3 separate regions of the Homo sapiens genome follow, and all the other regions are linked to region 2. A link is a loop called in an ENCODE intact Hi-C map of the cell type or tissue named here. Cell type or tissue: heart right ventricle. All regions are shown on one strand.

The links. Peaks named below come from ENCODE experiments on the same cell type or tissue, not always from the same donor. Only the 100,000 strongest peaks of a DNase experiment are listed, where the experiment ranks them.
Region 1: a loop joins it to region 2, with 9 times the contacts of the local background. A loop is called at or near these places in 29 of 110 quality-filtered maps.
Region 3: a loop joins it to region 2, with 2.4 times the contacts of the local background. A loop is called at or near these places in 20 of 110 quality-filtered maps.

What each region holds. Positions count from the first base shown.
Region 1 is chr17:141,818-145,817 of GRCh38, reverse strand. DOC2B (double C2 domain beta) reads left to right here. Exons shown (of 9, transcript NM_003585.5): 9 at 1-3,029. Among named protein-coding and RNA genes, the nearest start is that of SCGB1C2, 6.2 kb to the right of the region's middle. In heart right ventricle, CTCF peaks have their summits at 1,588 and 1,814 (motif pointing left); DNase peaks (open chromatin) are centred at 1,147, 1,817 and 3,586.
Region 2 is chr17:698,501-702,500 of GRCh38, reverse strand. VPS53 (VPS53 subunit of GARP complex) reads left to right here. Exons shown (of 22, transcript NM_001128159.3): 3 at 3,121-3,170. Among named protein-coding and RNA genes, the nearest start is that of VPS53, 14 kb to the left of the region's middle. In heart right ventricle, CTCF peaks have their summits at 1,598 and 1,802 (motif pointing right); no DNase peak of the experiment used is centred here; H3K27ac peaks cover 1,138 bases.
Region 3 is chr17:554,618-558,617 of GRCh38, reverse strand. The region is part of intron 15 of VPS53 (VPS53 subunit of GARP complex); the gene reads left to right. LOC124903891 (a long non-coding RNA gene) reads right to left here and starts at 2,734. Exons shown (of 2, transcript XR_007065571.1): 1 at 2,599-2,734; 2 at 2,278-2,402. In heart right ventricle, a CTCF peak has its summit at 1,844; no DNase peak of the experiment used is centred here; H3K27ac peaks cover 982 bases.

The DNA.
Region 1 (4,000 bases), 560 kb after region 2:
CTGGACACCACGCTTCAGGGGAATTGGCGTGCTGAGCTCACACCAGAGAGGTCCTGCTAGCTGCCAGCCTGGGGCTCCCCCGCCTGCTGCCCACCCCTTCAACACCGATAGAGGGACTCACAGGCACGACGGTGGGACCTTCCACTGCAGACACAAAGCACACCACCACCTGAGGTCCAGGGTTATGATTTGAATCCTACCAAGTGCCCATCAGGCCTTTCCCAGGTTGCGGGGAAAACAGGACCCCAGCCCCCACACAGTCCCTGGCCACCTGCTGCTCCTGGAGACTTGTCTCCCTGCCTTTAGGAAGGGTTTTTGTGTGAAGGTTTTTGCATGCACTGGTCTGAACGCATGTTCACAGCCCTGCAAGGTGGGTTTGATTCTCATCCCCATCTTGCAGGTGAAACAGGTTCCCAGAGTCTGAGTAGTTTGCCAAGGCCACACAGCCAGGAAGGGGTGAACCAGGACTCAAACCCAGGTCCTCTGACTGCCGCTTTCTCTCTCTGGGGGTCGGTACCCCCAGTCCCTTCCCTCTTGGTCTGTCGGAGACTCAGCAGAGACACCAGGTGAAGGCTCAGTAAGCTCAGGTGCATGATGGAGACCTGGGGTCTTGTCACTGTCCTGCCACCTCATCCGCTGGCTTTGAAACCATCCGTGCTACTTCAGGCTTCCCCAGAGGTGTCTAACCTGGCCCCAAAACTCAGCCACCCCACCCTAGCCTCTGGGGGCTGAGGCAAGGGCTCCTCTTTTCTCCACACAGAATGGGCACCCTCTGGGGGCCTAAGGTAAGAGGTGGTCTATTTCTAAAAGGCCTGGTGTCTAGTTAAGCTCTGGGTATCTTCTTAGCTTTGCTTTTTTGGGGGTCTCATTCAGAGAGGAGATTTGACAGCCTCTCTGAAGACACAGAAGTGAATGGCAAAGCGAGAAGAGGCTGTACCCCCCACCTACCATGACTTCCTTATTAGGCACATGGGGAATGTGAGGCCCAGTGGGTGAAAGGGGCCTGAAGGGGCACAGCTGGGACAAGAACCCAGAACTCCAGCCCCCCAGTCCAGGGCCCTCTACTGCCCAGGCTGTGCAAATGGGGCTGGGACCGAAAGATGGGGACAGTCAGGCTGGGAGGCGGGCTTACTGGCCAGCCAGCCCAGGGGCAGCACAGGCACTCGGGCAGGAACTCCCCAGGAAGTTTGGATCCTTCCTTCCCTAGGATCTCAGCACCCTTTTAGATCCCGTGCAGATTGTCTTTCTGTTAAAGCGTTTTGAGGCACGATGGCTCACGCCTGTAATTGCAGCACTTTGGGAGGCCGAGGCTGGCGGATCACCTGAGGTCAGGAGTTCGAAACCCGCCTGGCCAACAGGGCGAAACCCCATCTCTACTAAAAATACAAAAATTAGCCGGGTGTGGTGGCGCACGCCTGTAGTCCCAGCTACTCAGGGAGGCTGAGGCACGAGAATCGCTTGAACCCGGGAGGTGAAGGCTGCAGTGAGCCAAGATCGCGGCACTGCACTCCAGCCTGGGCGACAGAGCAAGACTCCGTCTCAGAAAAAAAACAAACAAACAACGCTTTGAGAAGCTGCAGAAGCGGCTCTGCCTTTGACCCCGAATGGGCATCTTTACTCGGGTCCATCATCCCCACAAAGACAGGAAATCTGATGCCAAAAAAAAAAAGTCATTCCAGGTGTCAGTAACCAGGCGCTGCCTCCAGCGCCGCCCCGCCCGCCGCCCCGCCCGCCGCCCCGCCCGCCGCCTGCGCCAATCCCCGACGGGCCCGTCTTCCAGCCCCGAAGCGGTCACCTCCTGACCTCTAGTGGCGAGCGCGGGGAACTGCGCCCCGGCCCGTCCGCCCGCCGAGCCCGGGCCGTGCATGCCGAGCCCGTTGTTCCTTCGCAAACCGAGTGAACCTCCCGATGCATGGACTCTGGCTGTCGTCGACGCAGACTCTCGTGCACTGCTTAACCCCGTTTTGCTGCCATGTGACGGCTGCAGACACTGTCCTCAAACTGCAGTCCCACAGACAAGTTTTGTATTTTGGTCTGACCTACCCGAAGGTGTCCTTTTTAAGTCTTATTTGTTAATATTTATAATGACATATAATCCAAAGTAAATGGAAACGTCATATTGCGATCTCATTGCCTTGGCGAGACTCTCACCTTTTAATAGATTTGAAGGGGTGGGGGCGGTGGCTCACGCCTGTAAGTCCTAGCACTTTTGGAGGTCGAGGTGGGAGAATTGCTTGAGGCCTGGAGTTCGAGACCAGCCTGGTCAACATGGAGAAACCACGCCTCTACACACACAGAGACACACACAATGACAATTAGCCTAGCGTGGTGGCACACACCTGTAGCCCCAGCTTTTCAGGAGGCTGAGGTAGGAGGAGGAGGATCGCTTGAGCCTGGAAAGTGGGGATTGCAGTGAGCCGAGATCACGCCACCGCACTCCAGCCTGGGCAACAGAGGGAGACCTTGTCAAAAAAAAAAAAAAAAGATTTGGAAGGGTAGGAGGGGAGGGTGGAAAGACGGAGGAAAAGGCAACTGAAACCTACTCCGGATATAGTCTTGTTACTCTTCACCAGGGACCCATTTGAGGTAGGCCCTCAAGTTACAGATGGGGAAACTAAGGCCCAGAGAGGTTAAAATACTTTTACAGAATCACACGGCTGGTCGATGGCAGAAGCAGGATTCAAACTGAGGCAGCCCAAGACATTTTGCACCAGGACCTGTCGACCATGCTGTTGTCCACTCATCCAACAAACAGCCGTGGAGTATTGACTAACGCCAGCCCGTCTGAGGCTCCAAGAGTCTTACGTTTTGGAAGGTAATTTAAGACATGTACTGCTTAGGTTTGGAGGGAAAAAAATAAACCTTCCTAACCACAGATTAGTGTATTAGGACTAGTAGCAATCCCCACACTTTATATTTTCATTCCACCTTGTTAGAAAATGTTGATCAATTGTTGAATACAGTTTATTGTACATCATTCTTTAGGTCAGAAATTTCTCGAGATAAAAGCCTTTGCTTTCTAACATCGACTAACGAAGAAAATGTATGTCATTGAATATGCAAACCTCTCAATCTCTTTCCTCTATGTCCCCCTTCAGGGTCAGGGTCAGGGTTTAGGGTCGGGGTTAGGGTCTAGGATCAGGATTAGGGGTTAGGGGTTAGGGTTCAGGCTTGGGTTCGTACTAGGTCCAGGTCCAGGTCCGGGTCAGCGTTTCGCATTTAGTCAGGGTTGGGTGTTCGGTTTTGGCCGGGTTAGGGTGGGTTAGGACTCGGGTCATAGTTTTGGGTTGGTGCGGTCGGCATCCATGCTGGAATTTCCTTTCCGGCTGTCACCGTGACCGTAACCTGAATTCTGGTTCCACTGCTCTCCCCTGTCTAGTTATCAGGGCTCTTTTCACCGCTGGCTCCATTCATTGCTCGCTCCTCCTGCTTATCTCTCCTGTCCAATCTGCAGAGCTCGCCACCTTCTTGTTCCGCCCTCTTTTCCCTAACATCCAATAGCAGCCTTCTCCGCAGTCCTTGCTCCTACCACTCCTGTCTCTTGCCCAATCAGCAGGCTTTACCAATGCTTACTCCGCCCACTTCTCTCTCTTGTCCAATTGGCAGGGTCTCCTCAGTGCTCGCCCCACCTACTTCATGCCCGTCCAATTGCAGGATCTCAGTGCTAGCCCCGCCCGCTTCTCGCTCCTATCCAACCAGTAGAGACTCTACCAGTGCCCACCCTGCCCACTTCTCTTTCTTATCCAATGACAGGATCTCCTAGTGCTCACTCCGCCCACTTCTCTCCCCCATCCAATCAGCGAGCTCTGCCAGTGCGTTGCGTTCCTGTCCTTGGGGGAGGGAGTCCGGGGTCTCTCGGGGAAACGGAAACGCAGGCTCAGATGTGCGGGTCCAGTTAGGGTCAGGGTCAGGGTCAGGGTCAGGGTCAGGGTCAGAGTCAGGGTTAGGGTGGTTAGGGTTAGGGTTAGGCAAAAGGAGCATGGAGAGAAAGGCCTTCCTC
Region 2 (4,000 bases):
TAGTAGAGACGGGGTTTCACCATATTGGCCTGGCTGGTCTCGAACTCCTGACCTTGTGATCCGCCCACCTCGGCCTCAAAGTGCTGGGATTACAGGCATGAGCCACCGCGCCCAGCCTATTTTTATTTTATTTTTATTTATTTTTTCTTTTTGAGATTGTCACCCATCACCCAGGCTACAGTTCAGTGGCTCCATCACAGCTCACTGTGCCCTGGAATTTACAGACTCAATCAGTCTTCTTTCCTCAGCCTAATAAGCAGATTGTACTACAGGCGTGTGCTACCATACCCGGCTAATTTTTCTATTTTTTTGTAGAGACGGAGTTTCACCACGTTGTCCAGGTTGGTCTCTAACTCTTGGGCTCTAGCAGTCCACCCACCTCAGCCTCCCAAAGGACAGACATAAGCCTCCACACCCGGCCTCTGTTCTTTTTAAAAGCTACATTCATTATATTATAAAAATGATATTATAGGGCCGGGTGCACTGCCTCATGCCTGTAATCCCAGTGCTTTGGGAGGCCAAGGCGGGAGCATTGCTTGAAGCCAGGAATTCAAGATCAGCTTGGACAGCATAGCAAGACCCTGTGTTTATAACAAAATAATAAAATTAGCCAGGCTCAGTGCATGTACCTTTTTGTTCCTAGCCACTCAGGAGGCTGGGGTGGGAGGATTGCTTGAGCCCAGGAGTTTGAGGTTACAGTGAGCTATGATTGCACCACTGCACTCCAGCCTTGGTGACAGAGTGAGCCGCCATCTTAAAGGTAGGCTATTTGATATTATAAAAATACTTGCTATCATAAAATGATATTAGAAATGTTTTCCTCTTGGCCAGGCGCGGTGGCTCATACCTGTAATCCTAGCACTTTGGGAGGCCAAGGCGGGCAGATCACGAGGTCAAGAGATCGAGACCATCCTGGCCAACGTGGTGAAACCCCGTCTCTACTAAAAATACAAAAATTAGCTGGGCGTGGTGGCATGTGCCTGTAATCCCAGCTACTCGGGAGGCTGAGGCAGGAGAATCGCTTGAACCAGGGAGTCGGAGGTTGCAGTGAGCCGAGATCGCGCCATTGCACTCCAGCCTGGTGACAGAGCTAGTCTCCATCACACACAAAAATATATGTATATATATAATTATATATAAATTAAAGTAATTTTTCTGAGATTCGTTTTTCTTTTTTTTTGAGACAGGGCTGTTTAGCCCAGGCTGGAGTGCAGTGGTGCAAACATGACTTACTGCAGCCTCGACCTTCTGGGCTCAGGTGATCCTCCCACCTCAGCCTCCTGAGTACCTGGGACTGCAAGCACATGCCACCATGCCTGGCTAACTTTTTTTTATTTTTTGGAGAGATGGGATCTCACTGTATTGTCTGGGCTGGTCTTGAATTCCTGGATTTAAGTGATCCTCCCACCTTAGCCTCCCAAAGTGCTGGGATTACAGGCATGAGCCATCACGTCCAGCCTGAGATTCATTTTTACCTCAAGCTGTTCTTGGATTTCTGAAAATTCTGAGTAACTGTTGGCTTGGTCAGAACAGTAGGATGAGCTGTGACAACCCAGTCTGACATCTCAAACACTCATGGCCTGTTTCTCTTACCAGACCTGCTCCTGGAAGGCACCTGGCCTCCTCCTCCCATCAGAGGTAGCCAGAAGCAATTTATAAGCATATTTCCTACAATATCCCTAATTCCTTCTGAGATAAAATATTTGTTAAGGGAGAGAGGAAGAGGATTTATTAAATTGTATTTTGAAAACTTGAATTAAAATAGTACTATAAAATTGTACCTCCTCTTGTCCATTAGGGGGCACCATTTCCTCACATTTTCTCATCTCTAAGGTCAGAAGTGATCCCTTTGTTTTAATTGTTGTTATAATAAGCTTATTATAATCACAGTAGTAGTGCATAGTCAATAATTATAAAATACAGACAAAAAGAAGAAAATATTTTTTTTTGAGACAGAGTTTTGCTCTTGTTGCCCAGGCTGGAGTGCAATGGCACATTCTCAGCTCACTGCAACCTCTGCCTCCCGGGTTCAAGCGATTCTCCTGCCGCAGCCTCTTGAGTAGTTGGGACAACAGGTGCCCACCACCAAGCCTGCCTAATTTTTTTTTTTTTGTATTTTTAGTAGAGATGGGGTTTCGCCATGACGGTCTGGCTGGTCTCAAACTCCTGACCTCAGGTGATCCGCCTGCCTTGGCCTCCCAAAGTGCTGGGATTACAGGCGTGAGCCACTGCACCCGGCCCAAGAAGAAAAATTTGAAATCACTTCTTTTCATATTGCAATACGTAGTTGATAGATTATAGCTACTAATGCTGCAACTACTAATACATTACAATTACTCCTATCTATCCTTCCAGACTTTTTTCTAGTGGATCTATATAATAAAAAATAAATTTGTGTATTTATTGAAGTATAACATAATACAGAGGAGTACACAAATCTTAAGGGTACAACTTGATGAAGTTTCACAAAATGAACATAGCCATGTAACTGCCACCCAGATCAAGAAATAAAACATTTAAAAAAATCTTCAGAAGGCCTTTCCTTGCCTGTTCACTGTCACTACCTTCCCCCAGAGATAACCACTGTCCTAGCTTCTAACAGGAGAATTATGTTAGTGAAATCATATCCTCTGTCCCCTTGTGTCTGGCTTTTTCTGTGCCCCATTCCGTTAGTAAAATGTTTATCCATGGTGTTGTGCATTCATTCATTTTTGTTGCTGTATTTCGTTACGTGAATTTGTCACAATCACGTACACCATGGGTCAGCAGACTCTCCTGTAAAGGTCCAGATAGTAAATACTTCAGGCTTTGTGGCTGTACAGCGTCTTTCACGACTGCCTACCTGCCATGTTAGCTTAAGAGCAGCCGCAGGCAATATGTAAGTGAACGGGCATGGCTGTGTTCCAGTGAAACTTTATTTACAAAAAACAGGGGCTGGGCTAGATGTGGCTGTAGCTTCCAACTACTGCTTTACTTTTTTTTTTTTTAAAGCAAAACTCATATCATGTGATTAAATTTTTTGAGATTTCATAAGTAGCTATTATAGCACATCATTTTCCTGTGAAAGAGGAATTCCAGGAAGTGGACTAACAGCTGGGCACTCTTCCTTCTTTATTGTAGTCTCTGGCGAACATAGACGAAGTCGTGAACAAAATTAGGCTGAAAATAAGGTGAGTAAAGCTGTGTGATTGTTCATAATTAATGAAAAGTATATTGTTAATTTAGTTAATCACATTCTGGATCACATTTTTCTGTGAGAGCACTGAAATCTCAAGTTTGCCATAGATGGTAATATAATTCCTTTTAAAATTTTTATTATTTATTTATTTATTTTTGAGACGGATTTTTGCTCATTGCCTAGGCTGGAGTGCAATGGTGTGATCTTGGCTCACTGCAACCTCCACCTCCCAGGTTCAAGTGATTCTCCTGCCTTAGCCTCCCTAGTAGCTGGGATTACAGGTGTGAGCCACCACGCCTGGCAAATTTTGTACTTTTAGTAGAGACGGGGTTTCACCATGTTGGTCAGGCTGGTCTCGAACTCCTGACCTCAAGTGATCCACCTGCCTTCGCCTCCCAACGTGCTGGGATGACAGGGGTGAGCCACCGCACCCGGCCATATAATTATTTTATCCATATGAACTTTGTGGCAAGGAACTCAATGCTTTGGCCAGTCTTCAATTCTTCATACAAAAGGAAGGAAGCTGTGATAGAGTCTACTCAAAACATCTTTTGTAATTATAGAAGGAGGCAAAAGCTTTTCTGATAGATTTTTTTTTTCTTTTTTTCTGTTTTTTTTTCAAAACAAGGTCTTACTCTGTGTCCCAGGCTGGAGCGTACTGGTGCAGTTACAGCTCACTGCAGCCTCGAACTCCTGGGCTCAAGTGATCCTCCCACCTCAGCCTCCTGAGTAGCTGGGACTACAGGCGCACCACCACACTTTGCTAATGTTTATATTTTTTGTAGAGATGGGGTTTCGCCTTGTTGGCTAGGCTGGTCTCAA
Region 3 (4,000 bases), 140 kb after region 2:
CTGTCACCCAGGCTGGAGTGCAGTGGCACGATCTCGGCTCACTGCAAGCTCCCCCTGCCGGGTTCTCGCCATTCTCCTGCCTCAGCCTCGCGAGTAGCTGGGACTACGGGTTCCCATCACCACGCCTGGCTAATTTTTTTTTATTTTTAGTAGAGGCCGGGTTTCACTGTGTTAGCCAGGATAGTCTCGATCTCCTGATCTTGTGATCTGCCCGTCTTGGCCTCCCAAAGTGCTGGGATTACAGACGTGAGCCACTGTGAGTAGCTGGGACTACAGGCACCCGCTACCACACACAGCTAATTTTTTGTATTTTTAGTAGAGACGGGGTTTCACTGTGTTAGCCAGGATGGTCTCAATCTCCTGACCTCGTGATCCACTCACCTTGGCCTTCCAAAGTGCTGGGATTATAGGCGTGAGCCACCATGCCCAGCCAAAATTTTGCTTTTATAGATAATCCTGGCAGGGTACAGTGGCTCACGCCTGTAATCCTAGCATATTGGGAAGCCAAGGTGGAAGGATCGCTTGAGGCCAATAGTCCAAGACCAGCCTGGGTAACATAGTGAGACCTGGTCTTTACAAAAAATTTAAAAGTTAGTTGAGTGTGGTGGTACATGCCTGTGGTCTCAGCTACTTGGGAAGCTGAGGTTGGAGGATCGCTTGAGCCTGGGAGGTCAAAGCTGCAGTGAGCTATGATCACACCACTGCACTCCAGCCTGGGTGACAGAGTGAGACCCTGTCTCTAAAAAAAAAAAAAAAAAAAAAGATAATCCTTACAAAGAATGTCTTTCTGAATATAGCATCTTAAATGTTTTGCATTAGTTTTCTAGAACAGACTCTTAGAAGTTCTAGAAATAAGTTGAAGACCATTTTGATGACTGATGATACAAGTGGCCAATTATTTTTTATTTAGTGAAAATTGTTTTTATTGATTACAAAAGTAATACATTCTTAGCACCTTTATTGTGATCTCTAAATACAATTTTCCACTAAAAGAAACCAGAGATTCCTGGAGAAATGACTAATTCCAGGTCAAGGGCAGGAAATCTACAAGATGAATCAGAACATCATGTTACACAAAAAGCAAGAAAAATATCAAAGACTATTAGTGTCATCTCAAGAGGACCCAGGGAGATATAGTGGGTTGAAGTGTCCCCCCAACCCCAAAATATGTCCAAGTCCTAGGCCTTGGGACATGTAAATGTGACTTTATCTTGGTAAATGTAATTAAGTATCTCAAGATGAGATGGTCCTGGATTTAGGATTGGTGGGGGGCCTTATCTAATGACTGTTGTCCTTAGAAAGGAGAGAGAGATTGAACACACAGAGATACAGGGAAGAAGGCCGTGAGAAGGAGGCAGAGGCTGGAGTCAGACTTCTATGAGCCAAGGAACATCAAGGATTGCCAGCAAACACCCAAAGCTAGAAGAGAGGTGTAAATAGTTTTTTCCTCAGAGCTTCCAGAAGAGTGGGGGCGCGGTGGCTCATGCCTATAATCCCAGCACTTTGGGAGGCTGAGGAGGGTGGATCACTTGAGGTCAGGAGTTTAAGACCAGTCTCGTCAACATGGCAAAACCCCGTCTCTACTAAAAGAATACAAAAATTAGCCGGGTGTGGTGGCTTCTCACTTGGCAGTCTCATTCCCCAAGCCTCAGGTCCCCGCTTCAGTATCACCTCCTCAGAGAGCCCCTCCTGGCCACCCCCCTTCAGCAGAGAGGCCCTCCTGGCCACCCCCCTTCAGTAGGTAGCTCCCTTATTCCAGCACTGCCAAATTTATTTCCTAACACCACAAAACCGAAGTTACGTCTCGGCTGGCTTACTTCCTTATTATCTGGCGCCCCCATTAGTTTTAAGTTACATGCCAGAAAGTCTACTTTGTTCACCTCTGTTCATTAGCACCAAATACAATGCCTGGTACGTAATAAGTGCTTAATAAAGATCTCTTGAAGGAATAAAAGAGCCCACTCCTGAGATAATGGCATTAACCCATGATGATGCCAGAGCCCTCATGACCTCATACCTCTCAACACTGTGGCTTCAGGGATTAAGCTTATAACCCATAAACTTTGGAGAACACAATCAAACCACAGAACGATGTTATGAATTGCTATTGTAAATAGTTTTTAAAAAACATAAACTACACTTTTAAGGATACTTTTACATTTACAGAAAAATTGCAAAGATCGTTTGTATGGTTCCCATATACCACTTACCCAGTTTCCCATATTATTAACATTGATATGAAATATTTGTTACAATTAATGAACCAATAATGATGTATTATTGGTGTTGCTTTTAAATTTTATTTTCCAATTCCTTGTTGCTCAGATTCTTTTTGTTTAATATGGGGTCTCAATCTGTTGCCCAGGCTGGAGTGCGGTGGTTTGATCACAGCTCACTGAAACCTGGAACGAAAGCGATCCTACCCTCAGCCTCCCAAGTGGCTGGGACTACACTGGGACTTCAGGCACCTGCCACCATGCCTGGCCAGTATTTTTTTATTTTTTGTAGAGATAGGGTCTCACTGTGTTGCTCAGGCTGGTCTTGAGCTCCTGGGCTCAAGTGATCTTCTTGCCTCAGCCCCCAAAGAGTTGGGATTACCGGGTGAGCCACTGGGTCCAGCCTGCTCAGATTATTAAGTCTCTGGTTTCTTCTTCCATTTCCCTTTGCCCCCTCTGCAATCTTTTCTTAAAGAAACTGTGTTGTTTGCCCTGTAGATTTTCCCAAGTTTTGGATTTTCCTGATTGCACCCACGAGTATTAATGGACATTTTACTTTGTCTCGTATTTCCCATAAATTGGTAGTTAGATGTAGAAGCCTGAGCTGATTCAGATTCTTTTTTACAGAAAACTACATCATAATGATGTTTTGTACGTCTGTCATCAAGATACATAATGTTTGGTTGCTCTTTGTGTGATGTCAGCAGCCTCTGATGCTCAAAGCCCAGATCCATTATTCCATTAGGAGGTATAAAGAATGATACTCTGGCCGAGTGCAGGGGCTCACGCCTGTAATCCCAGCACTTTGGGAGGCCGAGGTGGGTGGATCACCTGAGGTCAGGAGTTCGAGACCAGCCTGGCCAACATAGTAAAACCCCCGTCTCTACTAAAAATACAAAAATTAGGGCCGGGCGTGGTGGCTCACGTCTGTAATCCCAGCACTTTGGGAGGCTGAGGCGGGTAGATCACGAGGTCAGGAGTTTGAGACCAGCATGGCCAACATGTGGCCAAAAAGTGAGGAGCCTGGAGGGCTTAGAAAGTGGGGGTGCGGCAAAGCAAGGCAGTGGGTCAGCAGGGCTGAGCAGGCCATGTTTCAGGGAGAGGAATAAGGAAGTGTGAAGTATGAAGGTCCTGAGGGCGAAGGACCCTGGTGTCTCCCAGAAATTTAAAAGGCCAGTGTAACTGAAGCCTAGCAGGCAAGGTGGAAAGTGGCAAGACGGGGCCAGAAAGCTGGGCAGGACCCAATTCATGGTTAGGAATTTGGATTTTATTTTCGGTGTCATAGGAAGAGGCTGCTGAAGAGTTTAAGCATGATAAGCCTGTGCCATAATTTGTTTTATCCTTTGTAAATACACATGTAGATTGTTTCCAGCTTTATGAGAACAGTATTGATCTGTTTTGTTCACTAAATAACTCTCTTATTCTGTTACACAGCCTGAACAAAGCGGGCTCTCATTAAATATTGGTTGAATTAATGAATGCTGCAAAAAATACTTGCATATCTTTGTATGTTATTCTCCTTATTTCATTGAAATGCATTTCTAGTTGTGAAATTGCTGGTTTAGGCAATATGTGTATTTAAAGTTTTGCTTTTTGAATAAATTGCCTTCCAAAAAGTTTATGCTAATTTATGCACCCCAACAGCATTTTCAAATTTAAGACAAAACATTGGTTATTCTGTCCTGGCACGGTGGCTCACACCTGTAATCCCAGCTGTAGTCCCAGCTACTCAGTGCTTTGGGACACGGAGGTGGGTGGATCACCTGAGGTCAGGAGTTCAAGAC